Regions from separate parts of the Homo sapiens genome. Here region 2 is linked to region 1. A link is a loop called in an ENCODE intact Hi-C map of the cell type or tissue named here. Cell type or tissue: sigmoid colon. All regions are shown on one strand. Each heading gives the region's core, and the rest is flanking DNA. Links, peaks and the distances in the headings are about the cores only.

Region 1 (9,510 bases), core at 604-8,603:
GGCATGCAGCAGGAGGTCGCCTGGGAGGGGCCCTGCACCCACACCAGAGCAGCAGGCTGCACAGCTTCTTCAGAAAGCGTCAGAGCCACAGCAGAGGAGGACCTCAGCTGCAGAGGCCTTCAGCAGGGCAATCCCAGTGTGCCCCTGGGGACTCCCTGGGTCTCAGCCAGAAGAACAAAATGTCCCCAGTGGGGGACCGTGGCTGCCTCGTGACCATTCCACTTCTCAGATGGCGACCCAGGGTCCAAGGGCCTATTTCAGGCCTTGCGGGTTTTGTTGACAACGAGGCCACCTTGCGATAGCCCCATTTCACGAAAGTGGAAGCTGAAGTCCACCAGTGGATACCATGGTCTGCAGGCTTGGCTGTACCCCCACCATCTCTTTGGTTTCTCCTGGGCCTTGTCCCACTGCTCACCCAACTTGGCCTCTCTGGTGTGGCTTGAACACTCCAGGCAGCCCCACCCCACTTGCTCTTCCGCCTACCTGGTAGGCTTTTCCGCCGAGGACCAACGCGGCCACACCCTCACTTCCTGCATTGCCTGTTTATGGTGCAAGGACTTTTGTCCGTTGGGTTCCTGATGCCCGGTGCATACTCAGGTATCATTTGCTGTAATCCAGTAACCCATGCAGGGATGGTGAGGGTGAGCAATAGTGAGGTGTTGCCCATGTGCCAGGCACAGTGCTCACTCATTTATCCACACAGTGCCACCATGAAGTAGATGCAGTTGCTATCTGCTCCCCTGCAGATGGGAACTCAGAGGCTCAGAGAAGGGGTTTGCTCAAGGTCCCACAGCAAGGCTGCCGCTAGAACATGCTAGAGTCATGTCGAGGGTCATCCCACAAGAGCTTAGGTCCCGAAGCTAGTGGAGTTCTAGCATTGCCACCATGGGACGTTGACCTTGGCAAGTCCCCTCTTTTCTCTGAGCCTTGTTTTTTTTTTTTTTTTTCTGAGATGGAGTCTTGCTCTGTCGCCCAGGCCAGAGTGCAGTGGCGCGATCTCGGCTCACTGCAACCTCTGCCTCCCGTGTTCAAGCAATTCTCCTGCCTCAGCCTCCCGAGAAGCTGGGATTACAGATGCCCGCCACCACACCCAGCTAATTTTTGTATTTTTAGTAGAGATGGGGTTTCACCATGTTGGCCAGGCTGGTCTCAAATTCCCGACCTCATGATCTGCTCACCTCGGCCTCCCAAAGTGCTGGGATTACAGGCGTGAGCCACTGTGCCCGGCCCTGAGCCTTGATGTTTTCATCTGTAAAATGGGACAGTAACAGCCTCTCCTTGGCAGGGCTGTTTTGAGAATCAAGGCTGGCAGTGGTGTGAATGTTTTATGGAAAAGAATCATGCCTGTGTCGCTGGGTGTTACGGCGCTACCTGTGTCTCCAGCTGCCTGAGCAGAGAGAGCCCGTGGGGCCCCTTGGTCTGTCACACAAGCCCAGGGTTCCAGGCTCAATTTAGGATAATCCAGAATAATGCTACCAACTGGCTGCAGATCAGAGGTCAAATTCCTTTTTCTGGGCCCCTCTTTCCTCCCAGCTCCACTGGGACGCTGCCTCCAGGGGACTTCTCACAGCTGTCTGGACCAGACCTGCCTGGGAGGAACAGGGTGAGCGGGGACAGGAAGGCCTCGGACTTTTCCCAGGCTGAAGACCTCCAAGAAGCCACTCTCCCATTCCTCCGCTCCAGCTGGGCAGGCTTCTGATGTGGCTTTCCCAGACCCTGCTGGCCCCTGTCTGCAGCGGATACACACAGAGGAACAGCGCTCAAGAGGGGGAGGGAAGGGCCTTTGAATAGGAGGACTCATGAGGGCTCCAGGCCTGCACACACCCTGTCAGCTTGGGGTGCAGGTTGCAGATCTCTCAGGCAATGCCAGGCCTCAGTTTCCTCACCTGGAAAATGGGTTTGGACTGGATGACTTCACCCAGGATGCCCAGTGCTAGACACTAGAACAGACCGAGCAGCCCAGGACCTTCCCCCAAGTTCGCTCCCTGGACCCCTTTCACCTCTGCAAGATAGGGGCCATTCCCTACCTCTGGCCTCAGTCTCCACCTCTGTAAAATGGGCTGGCTGAACTGGAAGATCCCGGAGGGTCCTTTCCTCTCTGCCATTCTGTTGTAGCTGGAAAAGGAAAACGGGGTAGTGCTGGGAAGGAAAGAACATTTAGTGAGCTGCAACTGTATACCGGGTGTTTTTATACGTTATCTCAGTTCTCTGTGCCTTATTTTCCTATTGCTTCTGTAACAACTTACTATAAACTTGGTAAATTAAAACAACACACATTTATCACCTTATAATTCTAGAGGTCAGAAGTCCAAAACTAGTGTCACTGTGTTAAAGGCGTCAGCAGGGCTGGTTTTCCTTGTCTTTCAAGATAGAATCAATGCTCTCTTCATTCCCACATCACATGGTCTTTTCTCCCGTTTCCTCAGTCTCATCTCTTTCTCTCTCTTTTTTTTTTTTTTTTTTTGAGATGGAGTTTTGCTCTTGTTGCCCAGGCTGGAGTACAGTGGTGCTATCTCGGCTCACTGCAACCTCCCCTTCCTGGGTTCAAGTGATTCTCCTGCTGAAGCCTCCCAAGTAGTTGGGATTACAGGTGCATGCCACCACACCCAGCTAATTTTTGTATTTTTAGTAGAGACAGAGTTTCACCATGTTGGTCAGGCTGGTCTCGAACTCCTGACCTCAGGTGATCTCTCTGCCTTGGCTTCCCAAACTGTTGGGATTATAGGCATGAGCCACCATGCCTGGTCATCTCATCTCTTTCTTCCTACTGCCACATGCCTGCCTCCCTCATAGAAGGATCCTTGTGGGGACATTAGGCTCACCTGACCAATCCAGGATAATGTCCCTATCTCCAGATCCTTAACTTAATTACATCTGCAGAATTCCCTTTGCTGGATAAGGTACGATTCACAGGTATTTGGGGGATTAGGACGTGGGTATCTTTGGAGGACTCTCACTCAGCTTGCCACATCCGTTCACACAAGGCTGTCATGGAGCTCAGCTTCCAACCCCAGTGCCTGTGACTTTGTAGCTGTGTGGCCTTGGGCAATGACCTAACTTCCTTGGCTCTCAGTCTCCTCATCCATAAAACAGAGGTAATGATGAGGATTATTAAGACAGTGCAGGGGCCAAGCACAGTGGCTCACACCTGTAATCCCAGAACTTTGGGAGGCCGAGGCGGGTGGATCACCTAAGATCAGGAGTTGGAGACCAGCCTGACCAACATGGAGAAACCCCGTCTCTACTAAAAAAACAAAAATTAGCCAGGTATGGTGGCAGGTGCCTGTAATCCCAGCTACTTGGGAGGCTGAGGCAGGAGAATCATTTGAACCTGCGAGTTGGAGGTTGTGGTGAGCCGAGATGTACCATTGCACTCCAGCCTGGGCAACAAGAGCGAAACTCCATCTCAAAAAAAAAAAGAGTGCAGAGGACTCTCTGAACACGGGGTCTGCTGCTGCTGCTGAGTGAATGTATACAGTGATAGTAACGCTGATAATGAATCACCCTTGTTTATTGCAGCTACTCGTACCAGACACTGAGCTGAGTGTTGAGTTTATGTAGGTGAGCCACGTTGACATGAGCCTGGCCCTCGTGGAACGTACTAGAGAACCAGGAAGACAGACTTAGAATAAATAGTCACACAAATCATTAGGGAATTATCAGAGCAGCCCAAAGCCACACAGCTGGGAAGAGGAGAAGTGGGTGGGATTCACACCCAAGTCTGTCTGATTCCCAAGCCCTTATTTTTCCATGATACTCCCAGCCTCTTGAGGCTGGTGGAGGCCAAGCCGAGGACCAGAGATGGGAAATGACTTGCCAAAGGTCACACAGTGAGAGAACAGTCCATTGCAGACCCAGATCTCTGGGCATCCTGCCTAAGGCTCCTCCCAGAGGAGATTCTGAGACGTAATACTAAATTACAAAGTAACACTAATAACTAGTGTGGCAGCTAATGCTGTGGAAGCTTGCTCTGTGCCCGGAGGCAGAATGGACATTTTACGTGCCCAGTATCATTCAGTTTCCACGATGCACAGGAGAAGAGACTTGGTACCCTATTTCACAGAGAAAGAACCTGAAGTCTCAAAGGGGTGCTATGAAATGCCTAGGGTCACCAGCGAACTAACTGCTAAGCAGAGAGCCAGGATGTTCTCTAAGAGCAGGGCCTGGCTCAGAACTCCCCAGTTCAAATTTGTCTGACCCCCACCCCTGTCCCTAACTCCTGCACATCCTGCCTGCGCCCACTGGCAGATCTTCAGGGGCTCCTGCCAGTGGGAGGAGGGAGGTGGCTGTGGTCCTTAGGGTGTAATCCCACAGGTGGAATTCCTCCTGAGGTCAGCCTGCAGGGAGACGGGTGACACGCTGGTGCCATCTAGTGGCCTTAAAGAGACATGCTGCTTCCCCCGGGAGCCGCAAGGTACCCCACAGAGATGCAGGGAGATAGTAATACATAAGGTCCTCATCCTCCACCCAGCTGGACCCCGGTAGCAAACTGACAAAGCTGAGCTAAAAGTGTTCGAAATGATCCTCCTCATTTTGCAGCTGAGGAAACAGAGGTTCAGAGAGGAGACCGACACACCCCAGCCCAGTCAGGGGCAGACGCAGGTGGCTGGAGGGACTGGCAGGGAGGTGGGGCTTGCCCTGAGCCTTAGCAGGGAGTCTGTCCAGCCACTGGGAGGCCAGGACAAGACAAGTGAGCTCTTCGTGGAGACTCCAGTTTTGGTCTGGGGATGGGTAGGGGGCACTGGCCTGGGACAAGGAGGAGGGTATGGCTAGTAGGAGCTGGATTATGGGCCAGTGCCTGAGGAAGGGAGGAAGAAGGCTGGTAAGAGACAGAGTGTCCTGGATGATCACCAAGGCTCCTCCGTAGAGAAATCCCATGATCTAAGGCCAAACATGGCTGGAGAAACCCCAGGATTCTTAGAAACAAACATGGCTAATGAAATTCCATCATTCTAAGGGACAAACATGGCTGGAGAAATCCCAAGATTCTAAGAGGCATAGGAACTTGATACATTGTTCATTCCATCAACAAACCATCACTGACCATGCACTCTGGGCCTTCCCCATAAGGGACGCTCAAGACCCACAGACCAACCAGATCTGGTCCCTGCTCTGCCGGATTCCACAGCCCAGTGGGGCAAATAAACAGATGACAGACTCTCAGAACCGGACAAGATAAATTCAAGTGGCCCCCCAGAGGGCCATAGGCTCTGCAGCCAGACAGATCTAGCTGATGATGTTAGCAAAAATAGCGGAAGGGCCGAGCGTGGTAGTGCACATCTGTAGTCCCAGCTACTCCGCAGGAGGATTACCTGAGCCCAAGAGTCAGAGGCTGTAGTGTGCCATGATCACACAGGTGAATAGCCACTGCACTCCAGCCTGGGCAACATAGCAAGATCCTATCTCTCTTTTGTTTTGTTTTGTTTTTGAGACGGAGTCTTGCTCTGTCGCCCAGGCTGGAGTGCAGTGGCGTGACCTTGGCTCACTGCAAGCTCCGCCTCCCGGGTTCACGCCATTCTCCTGCCTCAGCCTCCCAAGTAGCTGGGACTACAGGCACCCGCCACCACGCCTGGCTAATTTTTTGTATTTTTAGTAGAGACGGGGTTTCACCGTGTTGCCCAGGCTGGTCTCGAACTCCTGACCTCAGGTGATCCGCCCACCTCAGTCTCCCAAAGTGCTGGGATTACAGGCGTGAGCCACCGTGCCCGGCCCAATCCTATCTCTGCAAAAAAATTGTGGAGTGGCTAACATTTATTGAGTGCCTACTATATGCCAGGCACTAGTATAAGCACTTTTGATTAGCTAATTTAGTGAAACCCAGACTTTCTCTGACTAGCCATGTGACTTTTGGTAAATTACTTAGCCTCTCCAACCCTCCAGATTCTCGTCTGTAAAACAGGAGCCACGTGCCTACCTTGCTAGGCTATTGTGAGGTTAAAACGAAGTTTTGTGTGTGGGTGTGTGTGTGTATTTGTGTGTTACCTGGAATATAGTAAGTGCTCTATAGATGGTAGCCACCATTGAAATAGTAAGTGCTGTAATGCAGGAATGCCGAAGAGTTCCCACGATCTCATGCCTATCTGGAATTATCCTTTCTTTTTCTTTTCTTTTTTTTTTTTTTTGAGACGGAGTCTTGCTCTGTTGACCAGGCTAGAGTGCAATGGTGTGATCTCGGCTCACTACAACCTCCACCTCCCAGGTTCAAATGATTCTCCTGCCTCAACCTCCTGAGTAGCTGGGATTATAGGCATCTGCCACCACGCCCTGCTAATTTTTTATATTTTTTAGTAGAGATGGGGTTTCGCCATGTTTGGCCAGGCTGGTCTTGAACTTTTGACCTCAGGTGATCCACCCACCTCAGCCTCCCAAAGTGCTGGGATTACAGGCCTAAGCCATTGCGCCCGGCCCTTTTGGTGTTATCTTAGGGATGGGGGTAGTTGCATCTGAGGTCAGGGAGAGGAGGGAAGGGGAAAGCTCCCTGGAAAGGAGTGGAGACTTGGCCAGGACCTGGAAAGGGCAGGAGCCACCGCCCTCTTCCCCTCCTCTGCCCCTCCCCACCTTCTGCTCAGCTCCCCCTTCCCCTCTGGGGCACACCTCATCCCCTCCATTCGTATACCTGTTGCCCTGGGCCTGACCTCACCATCCCTTGCTTGGCCTTGTGTTTCCACTGGCCTCCCTGCCTCCACTCCTTCCTCCCTGTACCCAGAGGAAACTCCTACCACCAAATCTGTCCGTCCCTGCCTCCTCCGGCCCTCCTGCTCATTGATCCCACCCCACAGGAAAGCCCACTCAACTGTGACGGGCAAGGCCCACCCCATTCATTACATGAGTCTGTTTCCCCATCTCCTTCCTTGCGTCCACAGAGACCAGAGTTCCAGCCACCTGGAACTACATGGAGCTACCTGCTGTCCCCTGCAGACCCTGTGCTCCCTCCAGCCCCTATTGGCCGCCTAGAAGTTTCTCTGCCCACTCATCTCTCCAGATGGCTGTGCCACTCCCGGGGAAGCCTTCCCAGGCACCCCTCCCCTGCGGGGTCAGGAAGATCACCCTCCTCCCCCTTTCTCTCCCCCCCGCTGTGTTCCCAGACCCTGTCCAGGGTGTTCCAATGCTTGTCTTATGTGCCCATCTCCCATACTAGATCATTGCCTTCCATTAGGTGACACCACTGCTAGGAAATGCTTCAGATAGTGCCTCCCTCCATGTTAGGCCTCACAGTTATAACTCGGGCCAGGTCTTTGTCATCTTTGCGTGCCACTGTTGAATCGTGATGATGACACTCACATTTCTGAGCACTTGGTGCACCAGGCACTGCACTATGGACTTCACTCAAAGTATCTCCCTTAATCCCTCCAACCCCATAGGTGGTAGGACCTGTTATTATCCCCTTTTTTAGATGAGGAAACTGAGGTCAAAGAGGGTGGCCAAGAGGCATTAAAACCAGGCAGGCCAGATCCAGGGGCCACCACATTGCCACCTCTCTGAGTGTGCCTATGCTGTTCCACTGCCTGCAACACCCTCTTTCACTGCCTGGCCCCTGGTGGGCTCGTTTCACCCTCGGGCCTCAATCCCAAAGCCCCCTCCTTGGAGAAGCCTTTTCTATAACACCCTGTTATACAGCATCATGCCACTCTGTCTGTTTGCTTTGTAGAATATGTCTCAAGGTATTTCTTTGAGTTTGCTGTCTGTTGTTCTTTTGTACTCAACGTGCACGCACACACACAGCCACAAACACACATAGTCGTACTTGACTGTGAGAGCAATCACCGTGATTTCGCTTACTGCTGCATCCCTAAAGCAAAACAGAGTTTAGCCAGCCTCCCAGAGGGTCCCCAGAGATCCTGGCTTCTTGGTATGCACACCTTTGTGGAGTCCGCTTCCACGCTGAGCAGAGGACCTGTGCTACTGAGAGGACACTGTGTAAATGCCAAAGTGAGACCTCTGAGGCTGGGTCATGAAAGATATTGCACTTCCTCCTTGGCTCTCTTGGACCACTTGCTCTGGGAGAATACAGCTGCCATGTTGGGAAGACACTCAAGCAGCATTGTGGAGAGATCCACATGGTGAGGGACTGAGGCCTCTGGCCCACAGCCAGCATGACCTGGCCAGCCTTGTGAGGGAGCCACCTTGGAAGTGGATCCTCTCTCCTGTCCAGCCTTAGATGACTGCAGCCCTGACCAACATCCTGCCCACAACTTCATGAGGGATCCTGAGCCAGAACCACCCAGCCAAGCCAGTCCCAAATTCCTGATCCTCACACCTTGTGTGCAAGAAGAAATGCTGATTGTTTTAAGCCACTACGTTTTGGAGTACCTTGTTATGGAGCAAAATTGAATCCAACACTTTCTAAGTAGTTGTTGTATAAAGAGGTGGAGAGATGGATGCTGAATGAGAATAACAATGATTCTCACTCCCTGAGCCCTCTCTGTGTGCTAGGCATAGTGCTAAGTACTTTACATGTGAAACCGTCACACAGCCTTATGAGAAGGCTGCTACCCTCTACCCATTTTATAGATGGAGAAATAGGAACAGTGAGGTTAAATTACTCACCCAACATCCCACCAGCAGTCCTGGGGCTTTGCACCCTGGCAGATTGGGACCAGAGGCTTCACTGCCACATGGCACTGTCTGGGTGTCTCTTGACTCTTCCCAGACCCCCTCTCAGGCTCACTGGGGGCCTGGAAGAGCTCACTGTCACAGTCCGCGTGGCATGCATGCCCTGCAGAGCTAGGAATGCATGGCTCATGGCCTGGTGCCAGTGCCTCTTGTCCCACTGCTGGGAACACTGCCCTGTCACCTACCGGTAGAAGCCAGTTGGACAGAGCAGAAGGAAGAGGATGGCTTCTGTCCAGCCACACCCCATGGGACCAAGTGGCTGTAGGGGCAGGAGTGGGGGTCAGAGAGCTCAGATTCCAGCCGGCTCGTCATGCTGGTCTCCTTAGCAAACCTCCTAAGGTTACACACCCCAGGGTTCTGGCTGGACTCAGAGCCTTCGTCCTCTGGATCTGAAATGATATGGTTGGGACAGAGCTGGAAGTAACAACGGAAAACCCTGAGCCCTTCTTGTCCTCTGAGCAACGGAGGCTAAAAGGATGTTGGGGCCCAGGGAGCATGTAGCACTCAGGCCCACACCATCGTGAGAAGATAGTTGGGCTGGCACAGAGCTGGATGCCTTCTGAGAGGGTACAAGGGGCCTGGGCACAGGATGCCTGGGTCCAGGTCTGGTCTCTATCCGTCACAGTCACTGTGTGACTTCAGGCAAGTTCCTTAACCTCTCTGTGCCTCTAAACAATTCATCTGAACACATGCAGGTGGCAATAGCACCTATTCCCTGAGAATGAATGAGCCTGGTATGAGACAAACACTCATGTGTGCCGGGATGTTTGGTTTTCATAGCACTAACCTTTCCAACAACCTTGCAAGGCAGGTACCATTACTGCCATCTGCCCATGAAGAAACCGAGGTTTGGTTAGGTTAAGTCACTCTCACGGGCCACACACAGCCAGTCTGAGG
Region 2 (9,510 bases), core at 732-8,731, 100 kb before region 1:
AACATACCCAAAGGTAGCGAGAGCAGGATAATAAACCTCCGTGTGCCCATCATGAGTCCGATGATGATCGACTCAGGGGAGTTGGGTTTCATCTCTTCCCCCCTTCATTTCTATCCTAGGTATTATGTCGTTTCTCCCATACATCGGAAGGCATTTGAGCACAGAGATGCCTGTCCCCCCATTTTCGTCTCCTTGAAAACTTCACTTAAGGCTGCTGTGTTCATGAGGCTTTCTGTGGGTGGATGGAGGTCAACCTTGAAGAAGCAGCCGATTTCAGCTGGAGGTTGGTGCTGCCCTGGACATCAGGCCCCCAGAAGCAGGGGAGACCATGGGAACATGAAATGTTGGGGTGCTTTTGCAATTCCCGGAGCATGGAAGTGGGATTGGGCAGGAGGAGGGGCTACTGCACTGTGATGCTATTTAGCTGATGACCTTTAGAGTCACAAACCCCTGGACTGTCAGAGCTGGTGGCATCTTAGCTATCTCCAGTCTATCCCCTCACTGGACAGAGGAGGAAACTGAGGCCCAGAGAGTGGGGGCATCTTGCTCAAGGCCATGCATCAAATCAGTCAGAACCCAAGGACCTGGCTGTTTCCTGCCTGGTGTCCAACCAGCGTTTTAGAGCCCCCGCTGCAGTCAATCGCTATCAGGCACCCTGTGTCCTTCCCAGAGCATTGCTGAATACCTGGAAGGAGGCAGAGAACACCAGCCCAAGGAAGGAATACACTGGGATCTTGAGGAAGGCAGGAGCTTCCTTGGTGCAGTGTCCCCAGCTGCCTATCTGCCTGGGAGTGGCCTGGGCACCCAGGACCTCCTCTCCAACTCCAGGCATCCCATGGAGCACTTGGCAGCCCAGCTGAGGGATACTCCAGGAGGATCTTCCCTTGGCAGGTAGATCCATGTCAAACGGATCCCTCATCCAAAGCCAGCGCTGGCTTCACGTGCTGTTTTGTCTTCTCTTCCTCTCACACGAACATACGCTGTGTTGTTCTTTCCTGAACTTCTCCCTCCTCTCTCCCTCTTTTTTTTTTTTTTTTTTTGAGATGGAGTCTCACTCTGTCACCCAGGCTGGAGTGCAGTGACGCGATCTTGGCTCACCGCAACCTCCGCCTCCTGGGTTCAAGTGATTCTCCTGCCTCAGCCTCCCGAGTAGCTGGGATTACAGGCACCCACCACCAAGCCAGCCAATTTCTGTATTTTTAGTAGAGACGGGGTTTCACCACATTGGTCAGGCTGGTCTCGAACTCCTGACCTCAGGTGATCCACCCGCCTCAGCTTCCCAAAGTGCTGGGATTACAGGTGTTAGCCACTGCACACAGCCACTCTCTTCCTCCTTTTATCAGCCCATACTCATCTTCCCCCAGCTGCCCCGCCCCTGCTCCCCCCACCTCTCTTTCTCTCCCCACTTCCCTCCTTCTCCTCTCATAAATTCTCCCTCTGGGCTTTTTGCCAAGGGGCTGAATAAACAGGAAGGAAGGGGCAAATAAATCACCAAGACAGGCTCTGGGAAGGTTTCTGACTCTGGAGACCGTCACAGAAGAGCTGGCCGGCCTCCGCCTTGGGAGTTGCAGCGAGGCTGTGTAGAAGGGGTTATAGGAGCAGTGATATGGGGTCAGCAGCAGGCTGGTGCCCAGGCAGGCTTTCATCAACGCTGCGACCTTCAGAGTGAGGCTGAGGAGAAGCCCAGGTGGGGAGTCTAGAGCCCTGGCCACCAGTTGGGTTCTGCTGTGTGACTCTGGACAAATCTCACCCCCTCTCTGAGCCTCCATCTCCCCATTTGTAACAGGAGGGACCCGGATTAGATGGCTGGGAGTGGTCCTTGCGGCCCTGATGTTGTCGGAGTCTGAGGATTGATCTTTTATACAACTTGGAGGGCTCTGGAGGGAGGGTCTTGCTGAGCTGCTCTGATAGTGGGGATCATGCAGACCCCCGGCTTTCCCACTCTAGACGGCCTTGGCGAGAGCCCCCAGCTGCCCTTGAGTTGGGACATCCTGGGGGTGAATGAGGGTAGAAAAAGGCAGCTGCAGTTGGAGGCTTGCGGCTCAGAGCTAAGGCCTCCACCCCACAGCCTCCGCTGGCTCCCCAGGTGAGCTGGGACACCAAGATCAGAGGCTGGAAACAAGAAGTTTTGGCTTTTAGCTGGCAGCAGCAGCAGCTGCCAACATCATCTCTCCTTCAAATGACAGGCTGGGGACTTTGGGAAAACAGCCACAATAAGCGTGTTCGGAGGGAAAGGAGGGGGAGAGGAAGGAAAGAGAGCAGAGAAGATGGTGAGGTCTGGATCGTGGGGTGCAGCGTGTGTGCGCACATGTGCTTCTGTGATCCTCAGTATGTCAGTGTTTCTGTGACTGTGTGTACACTTACGCTGTGTCTCTGTGATTCAATCTCTGTGTGTCCCCAGGGAGACAGTGTGCGTCTCTGTTTTTGTTTGTTTGTTTTTTTTTTTTTTTTTGAGACGGAGTCTTGCTCTGTCACCCCGGCTGGAGTGCAGTGGTGCGATCTCGGCTCACTGCAACCTCCGCCTCCCGGGTTCAAGCAATTCTCCTGCCTCAGCCTCCTGAGTAGCTGGGATTACAGGTGCATGCTACCACGCCCTGGCTAGTTTTTGTATTTTTTAGTAGAGACGGGGTTTCGCCATGTTGGCCAGGCTAGTCTCGAACTCCTGACCTCAGGTGATCTGCCTTCCTTGGCCTCCCAAAGTATGGGGATTACAGGCGTGGGCCACGGCGCCTGGCCTAGTGTGAGTCTCTGTTTATGGTGATGGGTGGCAGCGCAATGCCTTGAAAATGTTTCCTCCAAGGTAGCAAAGAAAAGTCCCTGTGACCATCCAAAGCCTTGGTGAGCTCAGCGGCTGAGCACTGGTCTGGAAGTTAGGAGACGTGGGTTCCAGCTTTGGATCTGCTACAGGCTCACTTGGCAGCCTTGGGCGAGCCACTACCTTTCCTTGACTTGAGGAGCCTCAATGGCAAATAGCAACACAGCCAACTCTTTTTTTTTTTTTTTCCTAGAGAAAAAAAAGCTGTATGCTTTATTAAGCAGAGTGACAGTATAAAGCTTCCACAGCGTGGAAGGAGTCCCAAGCGGGTAGCCAGTGTTAGATTTTTTGATCACCTTTTAAACTCTTTAAGGCGGGAAATATGTGCGGCGGGAAGATGTTACCAGAGCGAGAAACAAAGACAATTAACATGTCTCAGATCTTGAAGAAAACCGGAATTGTAACTTAAGTTTTATCTGCGTATAACCTTGCAGCGGCATGGCAAAGGAGACAGGATCTCACAGAATTTTACAAATTGGCAACACAGTCAACTCTTTTAGAGCATTTGCTATGTGCCAGGCCCTGTCCTAAGCACATCACAGGTCAGGGTTATCCAACCCTGGAAGGTTATCTCCATTTTACAGATGTGGAAACTGAGGCCCGTGCCTAAGATGCCGTATCTAGTGAGTGGGGGGACTGAGATTCCAGTCCAGGCAGTTTGGCTTGGAGTTTGAGCTCTTCACCACACGCTGCCCAGCGATCCTGCCGGAGGGTCTTGACCACAGAGTGGGGGTGTGGGGGCTGTGATTCAGATTCTCCGAGGTGCTGATGCAGCTCTGTGGCGCCTACTGCCCCCGCCCCCCGACTGAGAACTGTGGCTGTGCTCAGCCACCGTGACTGGCTGGGGTATGGCTCGGATCCCTTGGGTGTTGGCCAGGCCCCAGTTGATCTCCAAGGGCTCTCGGTGTTCCAGGAAGCTATGGCTTGGTGTCTGAAACACAGTCTGGAGTAATAAATGTCGGGAGGAAGGATGTGACTAGGCTGCACAGGGAAGAGACCAAGACACTTTGAGCCAAATCTCTCTTTCTCTTGGGACCCCAAGAGCTGATTCACCTGGAACATCCTGGAGCCATGACACAAGCCATGCTCTGATGGCAGAGGCTGCCAGCTGCCACCCAGGACAGAGAGCTTATGGGAGGTGGTGGAGTTCCTGCTCCCCGCAAAGCCTGAGGGCTGGTAGAGATGTGAGGGTGTTTCAACGTTGCTTTCCAAGATAAGGAATGAGTTCTTTTTCTGTCCTTCTTCTTCTGTCCCTGGACAGCCTGACTGCGTCAAAGAAGGAGGTGGGGGAGCCAGGGGGCAGCTGGGGTAGGAAGAAGTCCAGCTTGGTGACATTAATGGGAGGACAGAATTGCCTGGCTCTTCTGTTTTTGGACACGGGCACAGTTATGAAACTTTGAGCAACCCCAGGCCTGGGGCTGGTTCCTGGTGGCCCTGGCCCACCCCTGCCTGCTGTGTGAGGCCTGTGAGGTGCATGAGGCCACTGTCCATAAATGGAATTGTCAGTTTATTACCCTCGGTACCCAGCCCAGTGCCTGGAAGTTCTTCCCGGATGTCGACTGCCGTGGGGAGAAGAGGGGCCCACTGGCCACAGTGAGGGTGCTGAGCTGGAGACGAGTTACACCCGATCTCATCCTGGGAGGAGACTGTGGTCTGGAGGGGGTGAGAGCAAAAATGCAGAGGCTTAAAACAGAGGTGAGGGCAGAGGGAGGCAGGAGAGACCGGGAAGGATTCAGGAAGCCTGTTTCCCACGTGGGAGGCGGAGGGATTTTCTTAAAACAGAAATCAGACCGTGCCACTTCCTGGTGGCGTTGCCCTAAAATAGATTCCATACTCTGTCCTGCTGTGCCATCTGGCTCTGCTTTCTCTCCACCTCCTCTAATGTTATCGTCTCCTCCCTGCTGTCCACTGTCCCGCCACACGGGTTTCTTCCAGTTCCTCGAACACACTAAGCCATGTCCACCCTTGGGGCTTGGCCCAACTCATTCCTACTTCCTGGACATCGCCCCGCCCTGCACTTTGCACTCATTCAGGTGCCTGCTTAAATGTTACCTCCTCAGAGAGGGCTTCCTACCGTATTTTGTCTCTCTCCCACTAGATTATCACCTAAAACCGAGCAGGGGCCATATAGGTCTTCTATAAATATCTCTTGTTAGTCAGCAAACATTTATTGAATGACTGTATGAAGGAGAAAATGGCTTACCTGGCTTTGGAAGCTTGGGGTTGCTCTACCTAAAGGAGTCATTCTCTATTTCAGCACCCCCTCATTTATTTAATTTAATTTATTTATTTAAGTCAGAGCCTTGCTCTGTCGCCCAGGCTGGAGTACAGTGGAGCGATCTCAGCTCACTGCAACCTCTGCCTCCCAGGTTCAAGCGATTCTCCTGCCTCAGCCTCCTGAGTAGCTGGGATTACACATGCGCACCACCACAAGTGGCTAATTTTGTACTTTTAGTAGACGGGGTTTCACCGTGTTGGCCAGGCTGGTCTCGAACTCCTGACTTCAGGTGATCTGCCCACCTGGGCCCCCCAAAGTGCTGGGATTGTAGGCATGAGCCGCTGCGCCCAGCCAGCACCCCACTGTTTAATGTATATGTATGAAGCTCATCGCAATTTGTAATCAATTTATTTATTGTTTTTGTCTCTCTCCCACTAGACTGTCACCTAAAACCGAGCAGAGGCCATATGCGTGCTCTATAAATATTTGTTGTTAGTCAGCAAACATTTATTGAATGACTGTATGAAGGAGATAATGGTTTTACCTGGCTTTGGAAGGCTGAGTAGGAACAGGGAAAGCAAAGAAGGATGTGCTTAGCTGTAATATCCGAAAACTCAACTATCAGTAGCTTAACTTCTAAGGATATCTATTGTTGACTTGGGAAGATGTCCGGATCTAGATTGTCCTCATGTTGATTCTGCAGCTTAACAGTGTCATTGGCCTCCCTGCTGCTTTCAATTTTTGCACACTGGCACCCTCAGCATGTTGGCATTTATCCTCAGGCTTCGCACCTTATGGTCACAAGATGGCTGCCATAGCTCCAGGCATCACGTCCTCACACGACTGTGTCCAAAATAGGAAGAGAGTGGCCAGGCATGGTGGCTCATGCCTGTAATCCCAGCACTTTGAGAGGCCAAGGAGGGCAGATAGCTTTGAGCTCAGGAGTTCAAGACCAGCTTGGGCAACATGGGGAAACTCTGTCTATTTAACAATACAAAACTTAGCCGGGCATTGGTGGCTGGCGCCTGTAGCCCCAGCTACTTGGGAAACTGAGGCTGGAGAATCACTTGAGCCCTGGGAGTGGAGATTGCAGTGAGCCGAGATCATGCCACTGCACTCCAGTCTGGGCAACAAAGTGAGACCCTGTCTCAAAAAAAAGCACAGAAAAACAAAATAGGATGAGAGGAAAGGGAGCAAAGGAATCTTCATGTGATTTTTCTCTTTCATCAGAGGTGAAAATCTTCACCTGGAAACATACTGCCACTCCTCACACCCTCCAGAGATTCTGCTTTATGTGATTATCACTCTGAACTGGCTCACTCAAGACCAATGAGTGAAAAGGGCTAGAGTAGAAAAGAGTAGAAAAGGGCTGCCATGATCACCTCAGGCTAATTGAGATGCGCCTCCTACGTTGTGTGCAATTCAACCCAGGAAGGCGATTAGTGGGGAAGAGGGCAGACAATGCCGAGCGTGCCCCACTGTCTCTTGGGGGCCTCCCACTCTCCTGTGGGGTAGGCAGGGCTACTTTTCTTAGTGTCTGTGGCTTCGCCTCTGCTCCCCCCACCCCCAGTCATTTGAGAATGCAAGGCTCAGAGAAACTAAGAAATGTGCTCAAGGTCACACAGAAAACTAGAAGGGAATAGAACTTAGCCCCTCATCAATCACTACCCTCACCCCAGAACTTGGGGTGCCCCTGGGCATGCTGTCTTGTCCCCACCCCCGTCCCTTCTCACCCTTCCATGCTGTTGCTTATTTAACCCACGTCTTTCCCAAGAGACTGTAAGCTCCCTAAGCACAGGGACTTTGGATCTGCCCATGGTCTTTCCCCAGTACCTAGAACAGAGCCTGGTTCTGAGCAAGGAAGGAAGGAAGGAAGGAAGGAAGGGGAGGAAAGAAGGGAGGGAGGGACGGAGGGAGAAAGGAAGGAAGGAAGGGAGGGAGGGATGGAGGGAGGGGAGGGGAGGGACAGAGGGAGGAAGGACGGGAGGAAGAAGGAAAAAGGAAGGAGGGAAGAAAGAGGGAGGAAGGAAGGGAGGAAGGGAGGGAGAGAGGAAGAAAGGAAGGAAAGAAGGAAGGAAGGGAGGGAGGGAGGGAGGGGAGGGGAAGAAGAGAGGAAGGAAGGGAGGGAGGAAGAAAGAAAAAGGAAGGAACAAAGGGAGGAAGGAAGGGAGGAAGGGAGGGAGAGAGGAAAGGAGGGAGGGAGGGAGAGAGGGAGGAAGGGAGGAAAGGAGGGAGGGAGGAAGGGAGGATTCTTAAGTGTATGTAATTGAGGTCTTCTGTACCCATGCCCTGTCAGCAAGCACTTGGGCGGAGTCCTGCAGCCCTTAGCTGGTGCAGGTGGGTAGCACTGCTGATACGTTTTACTGAGGTGCTGCCTTGAGGAAGGGAGTGAGTGAATATGGGGAGCACAGCCAATCCCCACGATGGGTACAGAGGAATTGGCTGTCTTGTGAGGCAGTAAACTCTGCTTTCAGAGGTGATAGGCATCTCTTGGGAGTGTTCTAGAGGTGATGCTTGCCATGAGAAGTTAGAATTGAAGACCACTGGAAGACTGATTTTGCGATATATTGGCTTAAGAGTCTGCAAAAACAGCATTTGCAGAATTCTCACAACTGCCTTATTTTGATTTTACAGTAGGGGGAAGTGAAACACAGAGAAGGTAAGTAATTTGCCCAAGGTCACACAGCTCATCTGTGGCAAAGACAGGATTGAATCCAGGCATGGAAGTACCCTGCTCACCTTTATTTTTTATTTTTTTATTTTTTTTGAGATGGAGTCTCGCTCTTGTCACCCAGGCTGGAGTGCAATGGTGTGATCTCAGCTCACTGCAATGTCCACCTCCTGGGTTCAAGCAATTCTGCCTCAGCCTCCTGAGTAGCTGAGACTACAGGTGCCCGCCACCATGCCTGACTAATTTTTACATTTTTAGTAGAGACGGGGTTTTGCCATGTTGGCCAGGCTGGTCTCGAACTCCTGACCTCAAGTGATCTGCCCACCTTGGCCTCCCAAAGTTCTGGGATTTACAGGCATGAGCCACCGTGCCTGGCCCCACTCACCTTTCTTAGCCCTTAGACCACACCGCCTCTTCACATCCCTTAGAGATCCAAGGCTCTGTGATTTGAAGAATAGTGACTTGTAGCACTGTCAGAATGTATTTCTGTAAGAATCTATGACTCAGAGCCGATTCTGGCCTTCTAAGACACTCGGATTCTCTGCGATTCTGACAGCCCATGATGCTACCCTGAGTTTTGGAGTGCCAGCAAGGTCCTTCTTCTGATCTGCCTTTAGACTTGCTTTAATTATAATTTATCTGCTTCTTTGGAGGTCTTTGTTCCCTTGGCCCTGTCCCTCTGCCTGCAGGCCCGGCCGCCCATCCTGGAACTGGCTGCTGGCAGTCGATCAAGTTTCATAACAATGTTATGGTGGGGATGTCAGCATCATGGAGGTTCCAACCAGACTCCAACTAGCGCTTCCCCACGGGGAGCGGGCCCGGCAGTGACTGATGTGGGGTTGCTGCTCTATGGGTAACAAAATGGATGGGAGGAGAGAGAGGCCCAGAGTAAACAGGGAGGGCTGGGAGATGGCAGGAGCGGCCAGCATGCTGCGGTCTCATTCCTTACCTTCATCTCCCTGGGCCCAACGGGAGGCCTGGAGCCATGAAGCAACTGTGAGTTCCCAGTGAGAAGCCACTCCCAAGCCTCCCAGGCAGCAGAAGGAAGAGAATAGATGCTAATTGGGAATCTTCTACATGCCAGCACAGGGCTAGGTCCTTCACAGGCATTGATCCTCTTAATTCACCCTCCCATTTCAAGGGCAGCTGTGTACCACTGCCATACCCAAAACAGCCTGGGCTGGCATAGGAGGGCAGTTCCTCCCATCTGCCTTCCAAAGGCATCAGCCTCTGGTTCCTGCATCCTCCACCTCTCCTCTTTCATGGGATCGTTCCCATGAGTGCACAGAGGAGATCCGACCTCCCCCAACTGGAGAGAGACACACAAAGAGACAGAGAGGCAGAGATGGACAGAGAGATAGAGAAAGAGAGACCTCCTGGTCATCCAAAGACTGCCCATTTTTTCAGCAGAACTGCTCAGCAGCTCAATGACCCTATTTCTTTTCTTTTCTTTCTTTTTTTTTTTGAGATGGAGTTTTGTTCTTGTTGCCCAGGCTGGAGTGCAGTGGCATGACCTTGGCTCACTGCAACCTCCGCCTCCAGGGTTCAAGTGTTTCTCCTGCTTCAGCCTCCCAAGTAGCTGGGATTACAGGCATGCACTACCACACCTGGCTAATTTTGTGTTTTTAGTAGAGACGGGGTTTCTCCATGTTGGTCAGGCTGGTCTTGAACTCCCGACCTCAGGTGATCCACCTGCCTCAGCCTCCCAAAGTGTTGGGATTACAGGCGTGAGCCATTGTGCCGGCCAAATGACCCCACTTCTTTCCCTCCTCTTCCGTCTCCAACCCGTGCCTGTGTGGCTAATAT

What was found. A loop is a pair of places that touch in the nucleus more often than their neighbours do. Peaks named below come from ENCODE experiments on the same cell type or tissue, not always from the same donor. Only the 100,000 strongest peaks of a DNase experiment are listed, where the experiment ranks them.
Region 2: a loop joins it to region 1, with 2.8 times the contacts of the local background. A loop is called at or near these places in 3 of 110 quality-filtered maps.

What each region holds. Positions count from the first base shown.
Region 1 is chr22:35,578,873-35,588,382 of GRCh38, forward strand. It overlaps LOC107985590 (a long non-coding RNA gene), which reads right to left. Exons shown (of 5, transcript XR_007068163.1): 2 at 8,856-9,002; 3 at 8,548-8,794; 4 at 2,028-2,139. Among named protein-coding and RNA genes, the nearest start is that of MB, 34 kb to the right of the region's middle. RefSeq lists enhancers at 1,664-2,163, 4,138-4,639 and a silencer at 4,379-4,458. In sigmoid colon, for the core only: CTCF peaks have their summits at 4,378 (motif pointing left) and 4,578; DNase peaks (open chromatin) are centred at 3,569 and 4,359; H3K27ac peaks cover 665 bases.
Region 2 is chr22:35,476,655-35,486,164 of GRCh38, forward strand. No RefSeq gene overlaps it. Among named protein-coding and RNA genes, the nearest start is that of RASD2, 59 kb to the right of the region's middle. RefSeq lists a silencer at 2,271-2,448. In sigmoid colon, for the core only: a CTCF peak has its summit at 4,715; DNase peaks (open chromatin) are centred at 1,467, 2,897, 3,667, 4,217 and 4 weaker places; H3K4me3 peaks cover 599 bases; H3K27ac peaks cover 3,136 bases.